Linked DNA regions of Homo sapiens: region 2 is linked to region 1. Evidence: chromatin loops called from intact Hi-C (ENCODE). Cell type or tissue: mammary epithelial cell. All regions are shown on one strand. Region 1 has its middle 35 kb from the start of RNF6. Region 2 overlaps WASF3 (WASP family member 3).

Region 1 (8,000 bases):
CCTTTATAGAGTATTGACCATGACATTACAGAGAAATACAATAAATTGTGAAGGAAGCCTCACAATTTAGAAGCGCCAATGTGAGGAGCTCAAAATCAATGAGACATGTAAAGCAATTCTACTTTTTCTTCCTTCCTTTCTTTCCCCACTCTGCCTAGACACTTTGGGCATCTGTGTATATTTGCTGGTAGGTGTTTTATTTGTGAGATAGGATGGGGATCAGGACTCTAATTCACTTATGATCATTTGCCTCCCTGCGTATATCCATAGTAGATTGTGAGCAACTTGAAGGTAGGAGCAGCTTAAACAGATTCTGAAACATATTACTTTTTGCAGAAGTGAAACTGAGAAGGTAAAATGGAATGTTAGCCATGCAGTAAAAAATAGTTTTGGACTAATACAGAATAGCAACTGAATTATTTATATATACAATTCGCAGCTTAGCAAACAATTTCATGGTTAACTGCATTCTGTGCTATACTTTTCACTCATATTCTCACAGAAAGTATAGATTACTTTGCTTGAAAATTCATAAAAAATCTACAATATATTCCTCGAATTATTTATATATTTTTATATATATAAAATATAGGTTTTTTTATACTTATTTATATATGTAATATATACAATATTTATTTTTTTATAATTATTCATATATATACATACTGGTGGAGCTGCCCTCCACCAGCAGATAAATAAAATATATATATATATATATATATATATATTTTTTTTTTTTTTTTTTTTTTTTTTGAGACAGAGTCTCGCTCTGTTGCTCAGGCTGGAGTGCAGTGACACGATCTCGGCTCACTGCAAGCTCCGTCTCCTTAGGTTCACGCCATTCTCCTGCCTCAGCCTCCCGAGTAGCTGGGGCTACAGGTGCCCGCCACCCACCACGCCAGGCTAATGTTTTGTATTTTTAGCAGAGACGGGGTTCCACCCTGTTAGCCAGGATGGTCTCGATCTCCTGACCTCGTGATTCGCCCGTCTCGGCCTCCCAAAGTGCTGGGATTACGGGCGTGAGCCACCGCGCCCGGCCGCCTCAAATTATATTCTAATCAGTCTCCCTCAGTTTAGCCTCTGCATAAAGGCACTTTAAAAGTCTTCGAACACTGAACTCTCAAGTGAAAAAGACATGTTGTTGTATAAAAATCTGTTTTATGCTTTTTGCTCTAGAAGTCTCTAAGGCTTAAAAATCAGCAGGGCATATTCTGCTATCAAAACTACAACAGTATAATTTAGTTGTCTTCAAAGTAAAAAGATTTGTAAGACTTGACATATGAGAACAGATTATCTAATTGTTTCCCCTTTATTGAGTATTGGCCATGATGTTACAGAGACGAACATTCAGTTTTGAGTCACTTCTACTCGCAGATGTTTCAACGTTTCCTGGTCCATAATGACTGCACAATACGAGTATCTCTGCCTTTTAAAGCTGTTCTGGCTTAAAACAATGCCTCACCTTACATTTTCTATGAGTGAAAATAACGTAGATTGAATGCTAAGCATACACACTGTGCAGGCCACAAAGGATAAATCTGTGGACTCCTGCAGAAGGCAGGCGATCCAAAGCAAATGTCCTTAGCTGCCCTCCACCAGTAGAGGGCAGCCCTCTCCCTACAAACTGTCTACCTAGTGAGCTCCAAAGTGCGCTGCAGGAAATTATTTTAGAACTTGTAGGTATTGTTATCATTTTATTGATTGATTGATTGATTGACTATTAAGACAGGATTTCACTCAGCCACCCCAAGCTGTAGTGAAGTGGCACAAACACGGTTCATTGCAGCCTCAACTTCCCAGGATCAAGCCATTCTCCCACCTCAGCCTCCCAAGCAGCTGGGACAACAGGCGCACACCACCATGCCCGGCTAATTTTTTCAAATTATTTTTTGTACAGATGGGATCTCACTATGCTGCCCACGCTGGTCTCGAACTAATGGGCTCAAGCTATCTGACCGCCTCGGCCTCCAAAAGTGCTGGAGTTACAGGCATGAGCCATCATCCCCGACCAAGGTATTATTTTTATTTTAGCTTTTTAAAATTTCTATTTGGTGTGCTCTTTGTAATAATACATAAATATATATATGAGCATGCATTACATTTTTATAACTTATAAATAAATACATATACATATACATTTGAAGTGCATTTTTTTTAAAAAAAGTTGTTACTTGGCTGGGCACAGTGGCTCACGCCTGTAATCCCAGCACTTTGGGAGGCCGAGGTGGGCGGATCACGAGGTCAAGAGATCGAGACTATCCTGGCCAACATGGTGAAACCCCGTCTCTACTAAAAATACAAAAAATTAGCCTGGCGTGGTGGCAGGCGCCTGTTATCACAGCTACTTGGGAGGCTGAGGCAGGAGAATCGCTTGAACCCGGGAGGCGGAGGTTGCAGTGAGCCGAGATCGTGCCACTGCACTCCAGCCTGGGCAAAACGAGCGAAACCCTGTCTCAAAAAAAAGTTGTTACTTAAAGTAATGCATTGTCAACAGAAGTGTAGAGGCCATGATTCTAAACTTGTGTTCTCTACGCCTAACTACGAACCTTGTGCCTTTCCAAAACCAAAGGTCACACTTCTGGAAAGTTCCTTCCTCCCTCACATTCAATATCTATTTAGAGAACACACACTATGTCCTAGCTTCTGCTAGGTTCTGAAAATACAGTAAGAGGCAAAAGAGCCATAGCCCCTCCCACCCCGTGCCCTTATGAAACTTGCAGTCTACATAAACATAGATATGAAACAAACACAAAATGTATGTTTTAACCCTAAAATGCGATAGGGAAGCCAGTCAGACGATTTACTCGGGAGTAAGAATTCAGGTCATTCACCAAGGCGCCCATGTCAAAGCTTCATCACCCGCCTCGCGGCCCTAAAACGTGTCAGAGTCATGATACACACAACGCAGAGGAAAAGTTCAAAAACAGATCTTAAAAAGAGAAGTGAAAGCAAGCGATCAAAACATTTCTGGAAATCTGACACATCTGGAGTGCCGTGTGGAGACGCCAGGGCGCGTGGAGCTTTGAGCAGTTAAAAACCCAGACCGGGAGGCCAGTGCGTGTGTAAGACCGCGTTTCTCTGCAAGGCTGTCCCGCGGCAGGAACGCGCTCGTTGGGCCGCAGAGCAAGAGCGGGACGCGCCGGGGGGCGTCTGCGTGGCACGTGGGCCCCGCAGCCAGTCGCGCTACCGACTGGCAGTCAGCGGAGACGCTTCGGAGCAGGTCTGTTAGGGCGCGCGCACACACATGCACGTGCACGAGCGCACGTACACGCGCACACCGCCAGCGCGGACCCTGACGGGGCCGAGCCTCGGAATTGGGCCTCCTCGGCCGCCGTCGTCTTCTCAGCTCTCACAGGGCCCGCAGCGGCGCTATACCTTCGGCCACAGGTAGCGCGTTCCTTCGCTGTGCTGACCGTCGATCCCGGGGGCGCTAGAGCGCCGGCTCCGGGGAGGGCAGGGAAGCGTCAGGGACCTTTCTTCTTCTTTTTTTTTTTTTCTTTTTTTGAGACGGAGTCTCGTTCTGTCGCCCAGGCTGGAGTGTAGTGGCGCGATCTCGGCTCACTGCAATTTCCGCCTCCCAGGTTCACGCCATTCTCCTGCCTCAGCCTCCCGAGTAGCTGGGACTACAGGCGCCCGCCACCACGCCCGGCTAATTTTGTGTATTTTTAGTAGAGACGGGGTTTCACCGTGTTAGCCAGGATGGTCTCGATCTCCTGACTTCGTGATCCACCCACCTCGGCCTCCCAAAGTGCTGAGATTACAGGCATGAGCCACCGCGCCCGGCAAGCGTCAGGGACCTTTCTAGAGCCTTGCTTGGCCTGAGGTCCGGGACTGGGGCTGTCCCCGCTTCCTGTTTCTGCCATCAGTGGGGCCACAGGCCTGAAGACGGCTTGTACCGCCACCTTGGGCGCCTCTGCTCCTGGCTGCGACGTGGGGCGTCCTAGCCTTCGGACCGGGAACCTGATAGGAGACGAATAGAAAGGGGGAAAGCCCTGGAAAATTAAGCCGGCACAAGAAGGGGGAAACGTTTGGAGGTCAGGCAAGGCTGATGGCCTTGGGGATCGCGGAGCAGGAGGCTTACTGGGATGTCCAGTGTGAGAATGTCAGCCCGTGAGCTCTGGTGTGCAAGAAAAATGCCTCTTTTCTGGATTTCAGGTGAATTTCTGACTCCTCTGGGCTACATACGACCACCCTTCCCTGGCCCCCTCTGGTGAACTGGTTATAAAAGAAAAATTACCCTAGTTCTTCCTGCGGTCCCCTCCCCAGGGATTAGGCCAAGTTCTGGAAGCTTATTGGGTGACTTAGTGGGTATGTTAATGGTTAAGTAACGTACCCAAGGTCTTATTGCCAATCAGTGGCAAAGTCAGGATTCAAATGCAGATCTCTTGGACTCCAGAGGCTGGAGTTTATTAAATGTTTAGCCCCAGCTCTATTTGATTTTGGGGGTTTTTTAAGACAGTCTCTATCTGTTGCCCAGGATGGAGTGCAGTGGTGCAATCTTAGCTCACTGCAGCCTTGAACTGTTGGGCTTAAGCAGTCCTCCTGCCTCAGCCTCCCAACTAGCTGGGACTACAGGCGTGTGCCACCACACCTGGTTCCTAGCTCTATTTGAGACCACAGTGGCCTGAAGTGTAAAGCACACTGGACACTAGGTGTCAAAAAATAGAACTAGAAGTCAACAAGTGATCTAAAACAAGATTCTGTAGGTGTCTGGGCATCAGTTTCATCATCTGGGTGAAATGGACTTGAACCTGTTAATATCCAAGGTCCCTTCAGCCCTAATAGTCTAGGAATTCTAGAGAGTGTAACTGCTCATTTGCAGGCTGCCATCCAGACCATCACAACTGTCTTGTGGCTCATGGAGACTTTCAGATTGATGCAGTGGCTCCAAGGCGAAGTGACCTCAATTGCTGATGCAAAACTAGATTCTATAAGTGTAAACTGGTGGTTCACAAGGACAGGTGAGAAGTGCTGATGGTGGCAAGGGAGGCAATTATAACAATATCCCTCCCCTTCTACCCCATCCTCCACCCCACTTGTGACAGACATAGACAAGGACTTAATTGTGGCACAGAGGAAGGGCAACTGACTCTTGAGACCAGTGAATCTGTAGTCAAAACGCACTGATCACTGTTGAATAACTACTGGAATTATCAAGAGTCTGGCTGAATTTACATTTTACTTTCCAAAACAAATATAACCAAAAATTCCAGTCACTGCATAAGCCAGAAGCAGGTGACACACAGAAGTGAAGACTGAGGGGAGTTTAGGTGAAAGCTGCAGCTGTTCTCTCCCTTTTAGTGGGGGCTTTAGTTGGACAAGTCAAAAGAGCTTTTTTTTTTTTTTTTTTTTTTTTTTTTTTGAGATGAAGTCTCACTCTGTTGCCAGGCTGGAGTGGCATGATCTCGGCTCACTGCAACCTCTGCCTCTTCAGTTCAAGCACTTATCCTGCCTCAGCCTCCCAAGTAGCTGGGACTACAGGCACATGCCACCATGCCCGGTTAATTTTTGTATTTTTAGTAGAGATGAGGTTTCAACATGTTGGCCAGGATGGTCTCAATCTCTTGACCTCGTGATCTGCCCACCTTGGCCTCCCAAAGTGATGGGATTACAAGCATGAGCCACTGCGCCCGGCTCAGAACAGATTTCTGAAGAGGTTGTATGCAAACTGATTATTGTAGACTCAAAGGCTTACACTCCCATGAAGTAAGAGGGAGCTTTCTTAAATGTAAGATAGAATCAAAATATTCCTAGTAGCCAGGGATGGTGGCTAACGCCCGTAATCCCAGCACTTTGGGAGGCCGAGGCAGGTGGATCACCTGAGGTCAGGAGTTTGAGACCAGCCTGGCCAACATGGTGAAACTATGTCTCTACTAAAATACAAAAATTAGCTGGGTGTGGTGGCGGGCACCTGTAGTCCCAGCTACTGGGAAGGCTGAGGCAGGAGAATCGCTTGAACCCGGGAGGCGGAGGTTGCAGTGAGCCAAGGTCATGCCACTGCACTGCAGCCTGGGCGACAGAGCCAGACTCCATCTCAAAAAAAACGCTTCCTATTGTAATAGATCGTTGGATGAAAATATGCCACCTTGCCTCAATTACTCTAAATCAAATAACAGGCTTAGTGTGAGTTGGAATAAACCTATCAATGGCTACATTTTTTGTTTATGTATATCTGTGTTCATACGAAATTTCATATTTCATGCCAAGGAGGAAATGGAAAACTCCTAAAACTTTCAGAAGGGAAACTATTCTCATTTAAAGGCAGTTTGCCCCAATCTTAAGGAAACTCTGCCTGTTTTTGCTTCAGGCTTCCTTTTACAGAATCCAGAGGGGTAGAAAGTGATTTAGCTTCATCCTCAGCACATTGGATGATGAAACTTCAGACTGAGTTTGAGACAGGTAGCATTCATCCACTCTCATTTTTAAGCTCCTTGGAGATAGAGATTTCACAGTCTGCTTAATAAACCACTTCCATGTTTGTTTATTTATTTACACTCTCTGCTCAATTTTGCTGTAACCACTTCTGTGTTTAATAACCCTTACTGTTGGAATTGTTTTCCTGACTCTAATCCAATCACTACTCTGACAGTTTAGCATTTTGGATTCTTAGATCTGGAAAATATGGAAAATAGCCTTAAAGATCACTGTATTCATTTTCCACAAATTTGATGGATTAAAACACACAGATTAATTTTCTTACAGTTCTGTGCATTAGAAATCCAACACAGGTCTCACGGGGCTAAAATCAAGGTGTTGGCAGGACTGTGACCCTTAATGGAGGGTGCAGAGGTAAATCTTTTCCTTGCCCTTTCTACCCTTTAGAAACCGATCGAATGTGGTTTGTGGCCCTCTTCCTCCGTCTTCAAAGCCAGCAATGTTGCATCTCTGACCATTCTTCACATTTTCCTCTGACTCAACTCAGCAGGGAAAGGTTCTCTGAGGACACGTGAATAGATTGGGCCCGCCCTGATAATCCAGGATCATCTCCCTATTTTAAGATTTTTAATTTAATCACATCTACAAGATCTTTTTCCATATAAGGCAACATATTTATAGATTCTAGATATTAGGATGTAAACATCTTCAGAGGGTGAGGTGGGGGCATCGTTTTTCTACCTATCATAGTTATCTCTTCCAACTCACTTCTCAAAGCTGGAATCCCTCCTATGTGACTTCTGACAGATGCTTACCTAACTCAGTACTTCCACTGATGTGGAGGTTGCTGATTCATGAAGCTGCCAAGGAGAATGTTGGCCAACCCTAAATGTGAGGAAATTCTTCTGTTCAGTTACGATTCACATACATGGGTTCTTACCTTAAGCACAGGAGAAAACCTCACCTTGTATCCCCATAACACACCCAACACATGAAATTTTAAAAATATTTCAAGACAGCAAATGTTCTATTCATCAATTGAACATTTGAACACCTATGATATGTGGGTGCTATTCTAGGCTCCAGCAATAAAATGATTAATCAGCCAGACAAGGTTTACTACTGTTAATGTGACCTAATTCATCATTGTTTGCCACCTCTCTTCCTCAAAGGATGCAATGGCCAGTGGATTCATGGGTTCATCATCATCAGTATCAACATTGTGATCTTTTTGGTCATTTAGCATGAAACAAAAATCTATAAATCCAAAGGTGCTGAGTCATATGAAATGTCGGAATAGAGTGACCATCCATAAATTAGTTCTGAGAATACAGAATCATCATCCAGCTCCAGTGTTCAGTAGGCCAAGTCTCATTAAAGGATGCCATAAAATGAGAACATTAAACACTAATAAATAGGTGATATTCCATGGAACAGCCTTTCCATTTAGAAAAAAAGACATTTTAAGTTGGAGGGCAGGAGTGGTTTAATCGATTGTTCAATACACAATGTTGAGATAATTGGCCATCTGTTTAGAAGGAAAAAAATGGCTAAGGGACATTCTTATCTCCAACCATTCATAAAAGCTAATTCCAATGGATTAAATATATCTAAATGCATTCATT
Region 2 (8,000 bases), 440 kb after region 1:
TTTTGTTCTGTTCAGGTTCTCAGTGGATTGGATGATGCCCACCCACCTTGGTGAGGGTGGATCTTTTTTTACTCAGTCCACTGATTCTAGTGCTGATGTCTTTCAGAAGCACCCTCTCACAGACTCACCCAGAGATAATGTTTCAGCAGCTCTGGGTATCTCCTAGCCCAGTCAGCTTGACACATAAAATGAACCATTACATTATTCTAAAGTTACAGTGTTCTCACACTATGCATGAAGTTGTTCAGTATTATTCGAAGGTAGGTGTGATAAGCTAAAAATGTATATATCTATAGTAAGCTCTAGAGCAACTACTATGAAAAACGTAAAAAGAATAAAAACCAGTTGTGGAGATGAAATGACATCATAACAAATAACTGAAAGAAAGCAGAAAAAGAGCTTTTGGACCAAAGAACAGGTGGGACAAATAGAAAACCACTAGCAGGATGTGTTAAAGAAAAAATTATTTAATAAGACTTGTTAAAGCATGGTAAAGACTTTTATTCAGGACCATTGCAGAAGGTAGAGGAGCCACTGCAACAGCATCTTGCAGTAGGGGAGAGAGATTGGGTTCAACTCTGAATACAGCATGGGCAAGTGGGGACTTATAGCCAAGGATCAGTGAGAGGGTCAGTGGATGGAAAAGTACTAAGAGGAGGACGTCAGGGGTTAGGAGAATTCTGGCTGACGCCTAAGAGGATTCTTGCTGAAGATAGCCAGGGTGATGCGATGTCATCTGGGGGATGGTGGACAGTTAGGAACCTGATGAGATATTGAGGATAAACAAATTTTGAGGATGGCAAGGAATGTTCTTGCTAAACACATTTAGCAGGGGTCTTTGCTAGAAACTGAATTTTACAAAGAAGGTGCACAGATGGGCCTAGCAGAAGGTTCAGAAGCCTGACTGAAGTTTGGCCAAGCAAAGAATCTTTGTCAGATGGAAGGTTTAAATTCAGCCACATCAACAATTACATTGAATGTAAATGATCTAAACACCCTAGTTAAAAGTCAGAGATTGTAAAATTGGATAAAAAAGCAACACAACCGTATGCTCTCCAAAATAAATTCTCTTTAAATACATAGAAACAGAAAGGTTAAAATTAGAAGGAAAAACTTGTAAACACTAATCAAAATAAGGAATGACCGTTATATCAAAGTAGACTTTGGAACAAAGATTATTATTAGGGGTAAATGGGACATTACATAATGATAATGGGATCATTTCCCCAAGAAGACTTAATAATCTTAAATATGTGGCTACATTCAACAACAGATCTTTAAAATACAGAAACAAAAACTGATAGAACTCAGGGGAGAAGTTGACAAATACACAATTATTGTTGACGTCTTCAACAACTCCTCTCTGAGGACAGTAGGAAGTAAAATTCGCTACCCAGTTTGCTGTAAACACATATAAATGCTGAATAGAGTATAACCAAGAAAGTAGAAAGTAGAAAGCACATTGATATGATTTTGAAATTCTTTAATCATTTGGCTTTAATTGGAAGAGTACCAATTGGAGAAGTTCAGTGCCAGTATTCAGGCATTTAATTGTACAACATGTAAAATTAGAGGAGAAATTTAGGTTTAGATTAATTGCATGAGAAATAAAATTAGAGGACAAATGTTAGTATCTTATTTTGGTAATATAAAATTAATTAAAATTATATTACTATCAACATCTTATACTATACTTTTTTTTTTATTTTCATGTGAGCCTCTCAACAACCTGTAAGGCAGGCAGGGAAGGTGTAACTAGTATTACTGCACAGGGACTCATGGAGTTATTTTGATAGGGTAATATATAAAATCAGAGGTGGGGTGTACATTTATTGCTGTGCATGCAACATTGTCTACCCCATTTCCTGTAACTAATATCCTCAATATCTATCTGGTTCTTTGTTTTGGTTTTTCACCTATACCTAGTCAAAGTTTATATGTGTCACTGTTTATTCATTCAGAATACATTTGAGGATACATTGGGGTGGGCTGGGGGGACGTGAAATGTGGTAGGTGTTGTAGTAATGAAGGGACAATTAAAACGAAGGCTAAGAATTCTTAAGAGAATCCTCGCAAATGGCAGTAGGAAGTAAAATTAGCTACCCAAGTTGCTATAAACACATACAAATGTTGGATAGAGTATAACCAAGTATGTGTGTATGCACTTATATATGTATATATTTATATTTAAAATAGATATACCTAATGCTAGATGACGAGTTAGTGGGTGCAGCACACCAGCATGGAACATGTATACATATGTAACTAACCTGCACAATGTGCACATGTACCCTAAAACTTAAAGTATAATAATAAAGAAAAAAAAACCCTAAAAATAAAATAAAATAAAATATATATGTATTTTAAAACATTGCCATGCTTGAACGAATCAGCAATCTTCCCTAGGTGTTAGGAGCTGAGAGAGTTGGAGGGAAGATGCTTAGAGCTAGAGGCCAGGGTTTAATGCTGCCCGTACATGGAAATGTGTTTCAGGCCAACCTGATGGAATGAGCTAGAACTGAGACCTCAGAATAAATGCTGGGATGTTCAAAGGGCTGTCAAATCCCGTAAAAGTTGGGTAGAAAACCTGCGCTCGCCAATCCTGAGAAATAGCTTGCCATCTGCCTGGGGCTCCAAATAGTAAGAAAACAAAACAAACAAATGTGTTAGGGAGAAATTAGAACCACAGTCTTGGCCAGGGGCACAGCAAAAGAAAACATAAAATTGTTCTACAAGGAAACTTTTCTAAAACAAGGTGCAGAGAACAACCCCCTACCCCCACCATGAGAAAGAGTTTGCAGTAAGAGGTTAGACACACTAGCAAGTGTCAGCAGGTGCTGCACATGTGTGAGGGCACATGCACACAGAGAATTAGCACAGCAAGTATGAATTAAGGTAGGTAATTAAGCTACCTGGCTCCTCCCAGGAGGAGATGCCAAGGTAGGATTACAAGTTCAAGGATCCTGAATGGATCACCTGGGTTCCTTCCTGCCTCCTTTGCATGAACACAGTCTTACCTCTTCCTGCTGGCTGGAGTCAGTTTCCTCTGCCAGTACGGAGATTCCTCTTTTCATTTTCTATTCCATGGTAACATGAGTCCAAAGTACCGTGGTGGCATCCAGAACTTGCAGTTCAGTGGGATCTTTGCCTTGTTCCTGCTAAGTGTGTGCCCCATTTCAGACCCCCAGCCCTGCAGTGTCCACTGGTGCAGAATGGGAAGCACAAAGTTCCCCTGGGCTGTTGGTGGTGATCATTAAGTAGGGCTTTTCTTGCCTCCAGCCCTAGGCGCCTAAGCCCACATGTCCTCCTCCTTGGGATCCCACTGCCATCTAGAGGCCTCTGATGTATAAGTGTACTGTGTTGTGGAGTATGACCATCCTTTCAGAGTGTCTGGCAAGCTTGTGCTTCAGTGTGCCTTGAAAAGGCTGGCCCAGCGTTCATTGGGATGGACCCGCGTTGGGTGGTTTGATATGTGATGTGACCATTGGATCCTGTCGATGGGCCCACGCTCGACGTCCTTCACTGTAAAGTGGGTCCCCTCGTCAGATGCGATGATGTGTGGGGTCCATCAGGCTGATAATTCTGGGTGGACTTATCGATGATGCAGGCTGGCGGATTTTGCCTGCTTTGTGTTCAGTGTCTCTTTGGTGGGAAACTTTCCAGTGGAGGTTAACAAGTGATACAGAAATCTTCACCCTGTGCCCACTCCCGAATTTCTACCCACATGGCCTTTATCCAGATCTCCTTGTTCCTCATCTTCCAGTTCTTTTTATTTCAGTACCTTGACCATACAACCAGGCTGTTGGCCACTGCCCACACATCTGCACGCATTTCAGATCAAGCTACGCGGTGTCATGAACTGGTGTCCTGCCCACAGCTCCACCTGCTGGGAAGATTTTCCTTTCCACTGTCTCTGAGGGCCATCCTGAGTACTGCTGCAGCACACACAGTCCATTTTTGACTAACACCATGTGCTGAGCTGATCCGTCTGAAAAACCAAGCTCAGGCTTTCCTTCCTCCTTCCCCTGGATGTATGAGTCTGCTGCCTGTGTAACCTAGGCACACAGGGGAGGGGCACTACAGCTCTTGGGGGTGACTTGGAGGTCTGGGCTTCCTGCTCATGGGACTCACTTGTATCCTGTGGTTCTACTGTGGTTCAATCTTGAATGTCCCATTTCTATTTTATGGTCAACTGCTGCTAGTTTGAATTAATAACTTGACTGACAGAACTTAGCTCATTCTGGGGAGCTTTGCATGCCTGGACCCCTGGTTCTCTGTGATCTCTACCAGGTCTTGGTAATATAGTACATTTAATACTCTGATGTGATGGCAGGTCCTAGGGCCTTGCCTTTGATTCTCCTGCTGGAGCTTGCCACAAACTCCATATTGTCCTGTTTTCCTTATTTTTTAAATTTTTCTTTTATTTTTATTTATTTATTTTTTGAGTCTCAGGGCATTTATTTTGTAAGGAACATGTTTGAAAAGGGGCATTTTAATTATCCTGTAAATGTTTTTACCTCAGCAATAATGTTTACATAGCTAGTAATCATGGCTCTCAGGCATGATGAGTTTTACTGTTGTTAAGTTTTGTTTTGTTTTTATACTTAAAGTTCTAGGGTACATGTGCACAACATGCAGGTTTGTTACATAGGTATACATGTGCCATGTTGGTTTGCTGCACTCACTAACTCGTCATTTACATTAGGTATTTCTCCTAATGCTGTCCTTCCCCCAGCCCCCCAACCCCCAACAGGCCCTGGTGTGTGATGTTCCCTGCCCTGTGTCCAAGTGTTCTCATTGTTCAATTCCCACCTATGAGTGAGAACATGCAGTGTTTGGTTTTCTGTCCTTGTGATAGTTTGCTGAGAAGGATGGTTTCTGGCTTCATCCATATTCCTGCAAAGGACATGAACTCATCCTTTTTTGTGGCTGCACAGTATTCCATGGTTTATATATGTCACATTTTCTTAATCCAGTCTATCATTGATGGACATTTGGGTTGGTTCCAAGTCTTTGCTATTGTGAATAGTGCCGCAGTAAACATACGTGTACATGTGTCTTTATAGTAGCATGATTTACAATCCTTTGGGTATATACCCAGTAATGGGATCGCTGGGTCAAATGCTATTTCTAGTTCTAGATCCTTGAGGAATCACCACACTGTCTTCCATAATGGTTGAACTAATTTACACTCCCACCAACAGTGTAAAAGCATTGCTATTTCTCCACATCCTCTCCAGCATATGTTGTTTCCTGACTTTTTAATGATTGCCATTCTAACTGGTGTGAGATGGTATCTCATTGTGGTTTTGATTTGCATTTCTCTGATGGCCAGTGATGATGAGCATTTTTTCATGTGTCTGTTGGCTGCATAAATGTCTTCTTTTGAGAAGTGTCTGTTCATATCCTTTGCCTACTTTTTGATGGGTTGTTTTTTTCTTGTAAATTTGTTTGGTTCATTGTAGATTCTGGATATTAGCCCTTTGTCAGATGAGTAGATTGCAAAAATTTTCTCCCATTCTGTAGGTTGCCTCTTCACTCTGATGGTAGTTTCTTTTGCCATGCAGAAGCTCTTTAGTTTAATTAGATCCCATTTGTTTATTCTGGCTTTTGTTTCCATTGCTTTTGATATTACTGCACAGGGACTCATGGAGTCCTGAAGTCCTTGCCCATGCCTATGTCCTGAATGGTATTGCCTAGGTTTTCTTCTAGAGTTTTTATGGTTTTAGGTCTAACATTTAAATCTTTAATCTGTCTTGAGTTAATTTTTGTATAAGGTATAAGGAAGGGATCCAGTTTTAGCTTTCTACATATGGCTAGCCAGTTTTCCCAGCACCATTTATTAAATAGGGAATCCTTTCTCCATTTCTTGTTTTTGTCAGGTTTGTCAAAGATCAGATGGTTGTAGATGTGTGGTGTTATTTCTGAGGCCTCTGTTCGGTTCCATTGGTCTATATCTCTGTTTTGGTACCAGTACCATGCTGTTTTGGTTACTGTAGGCTTGTAGTATAGTTTGAAGTCAGGTAGCGTGATGCCTCCAGCTTTGTTCTTTTTGCTTAGGATTGTCTTGGCAATGTGGGCTCTTTTTTCGTTCCATATGAACTTTAAAGTAGTTTTTTCCAATTCTGTGAAGAAAGTCATTGGTAGCTTGATGGGGATGGCATTGAATCTATAAATTACCTTGGGCAGTATGGCCATTTTCACAATATTGATTCTTCCTATCCATGAGCATGGAATGTTTTTCCATTTGTTTGTGTCCTCTTTCATTTTGTTGAGCAGTGGTTTGTAGTTCTCCTTGAAGACGTCCTTCACGTCCCTTGTAAGTTGGATTCCTAGGTATTTTATTCTCTTTGTAGCAATTGTGAATGGGAGTTCACTCATGATTTGGCTCTTTGTTTGTCTGTTATTGGTGTATAGGAATGCTTGTAATTTTTGCACGTTGATTTTGTATCCTGAGACTTTGCTGAAGTAGCTTATCAGCTTAAGGAGATTTTGGGCTGAGACGATGGGGTTTTCTAAATATACAATCATGTCATCTGCAAACAGGGACAATTTGACTTCCTCTTTTCCTAATTAAATACCTTTATTTGTTTCTCTTGCCTGATTGCCCTGGCCAGAACTTCGAATACTATGTTGAATAAGCATGGTGAGAGAGGGCATCCTTGTCTTGTGCCGGTTTTCAGAGGGAATGCTTCCAGTTTTTGCCCATTCAGTATGATATTGGCTGTGGGTTTGTCATAAATAGCTCTTATTATTTTGAGGTACGTTTCATCAATACCTAGTTTATTGAGAGTTTTTAGCACAAAGGACTGTTGAATTTTGTCAAAGGCCTTTCCTGCATCTATTGAGGTAATCATGTGGTTTTTGTCGTTGGTTCTGTGTATGTGATGGATTACGTTTATTGATTTGCATATGTTGAACCAGCCTTGCATCCCAGGCATGAAGCTGACTTGATCATGGTGGATAAGCTTTTTGATGTGCTGCTGGATTTGGTTTGCCAGTATTTTATTAAGGATTTTCACATTGAAGTTCATCAGGGATATTGATCTAAAATTCTCTTTGTTTATTGTGTCTCTGCCAGGCTTTGGTATCACGATGATGCTGGCCCCATAAAATGAGTTAGGGAAGATTCCCTCTTTTTCTGTCGATTGGAATCGTTTCAGAAGGAATGGTACCAGCTCCTCTTTGTACCTCTGGTAGAATTAGGCTGTGAATCTGTCTGGTCCTGGACTTTTTTTGGTGGGTAGGCTATTAATTATTGCCTGAATTTCAGAGCCTGTTATTGGTCTAGTCAGAGATTCAACTTCTTCCTGGTTTAGTCTTGGGAGGGTGTATGTGTCCAGGAATTTATCCATTTCTTCTAGATTTTCTAGTTTATTTCCATAGAGGTGTTTATAGTATTCTCCGATGGTAGTTTGTATTCCTGTGGGATTGGTGGTGATACCCCCTTTATCATTTTTTATTGTGTCTATTTGATTCTTTTCTCTTTTCTTCTTTATTAGTCTTGCTAGTGGTCTATCAATTTTGTTGATCTTTTCAGAAAACCAGCTCCTGGATTCATTGATTTTTTGAAGGATTTCTTGTGTCTTTATCTCCTTCAGTTCTGTTTTGATCTTAGTTATTTCTTTTTTTTTTTTTTTTCTTGAGGCAGAGTTTTGCTCTTGTTGCCCAGGCTGGAGTGCAATGGCGTCATCTCAGCTCATCACAACCTCTGCCTCCCGGGTTCAAGCAATTCTCCTGCCTCAGCCTCCCGAGTAGCTGGGATTACAGGCATGTGCCACCACGTCCGGCTAATTTTTTGTATTTTTAGTAGAGGTGGGGTTTCTCCATGTTGGTCAGGCTGTTCTCAAACTCCTGACCTCAGGTGATCTGCCCACCTCGGCCTCCCAAAGTGCTGGGATTAAAGGCTTGAGCCACCACAGCCGGCCGATCTTAGTTATTTCTTGCCTTCTGCTAGCATTTGAATTTGTTGCTTCTTGCTTCTCTAGTTCTTTTAATTG

The links. Hi-C counts contacts between places; a loop is a spot of excess contacts. Peaks named below come from ENCODE experiments on the same cell type or tissue, not always from the same donor. Only the 100,000 strongest peaks of a DNase experiment are listed, where the experiment ranks them.
Region 2: a loop joins it to region 1, with 15 times the contacts of the local background. A loop is called at or near these places in 5 of 110 quality-filtered maps.

The regions. Positions count from the first base shown.
Region 1 is chr13:26,183,292-26,191,291 of GRCh38, forward strand. It overlaps a transcript of RNF6 not described here. Among named protein-coding and RNA genes, the nearest start is that of RNF6, 35 kb to the right of the region's middle. RefSeq lists enhancers at 2,854-3,023, 3,074-3,123. In mammary epithelial cell, CTCF peaks have their summits at 1,601 (motif pointing right) and 3,403; a DNase peak (open chromatin) is centred at 3,330; H3K4me3 peaks cover 1,588 bases.
Region 2 is chr13:26,625,576-26,633,575 of GRCh38, forward strand. All of the region lies in intron 2 of WASF3 (WASP family member 3), which reads left to right. Among named protein-coding and RNA genes, the nearest start is that of WASF3, 72 kb to the left of the region's middle. In mammary epithelial cell, CTCF peaks have their summits at 3,336 (motif pointing left) and 3,870 (motif pointing left); no DNase peak of the experiment used is centred here.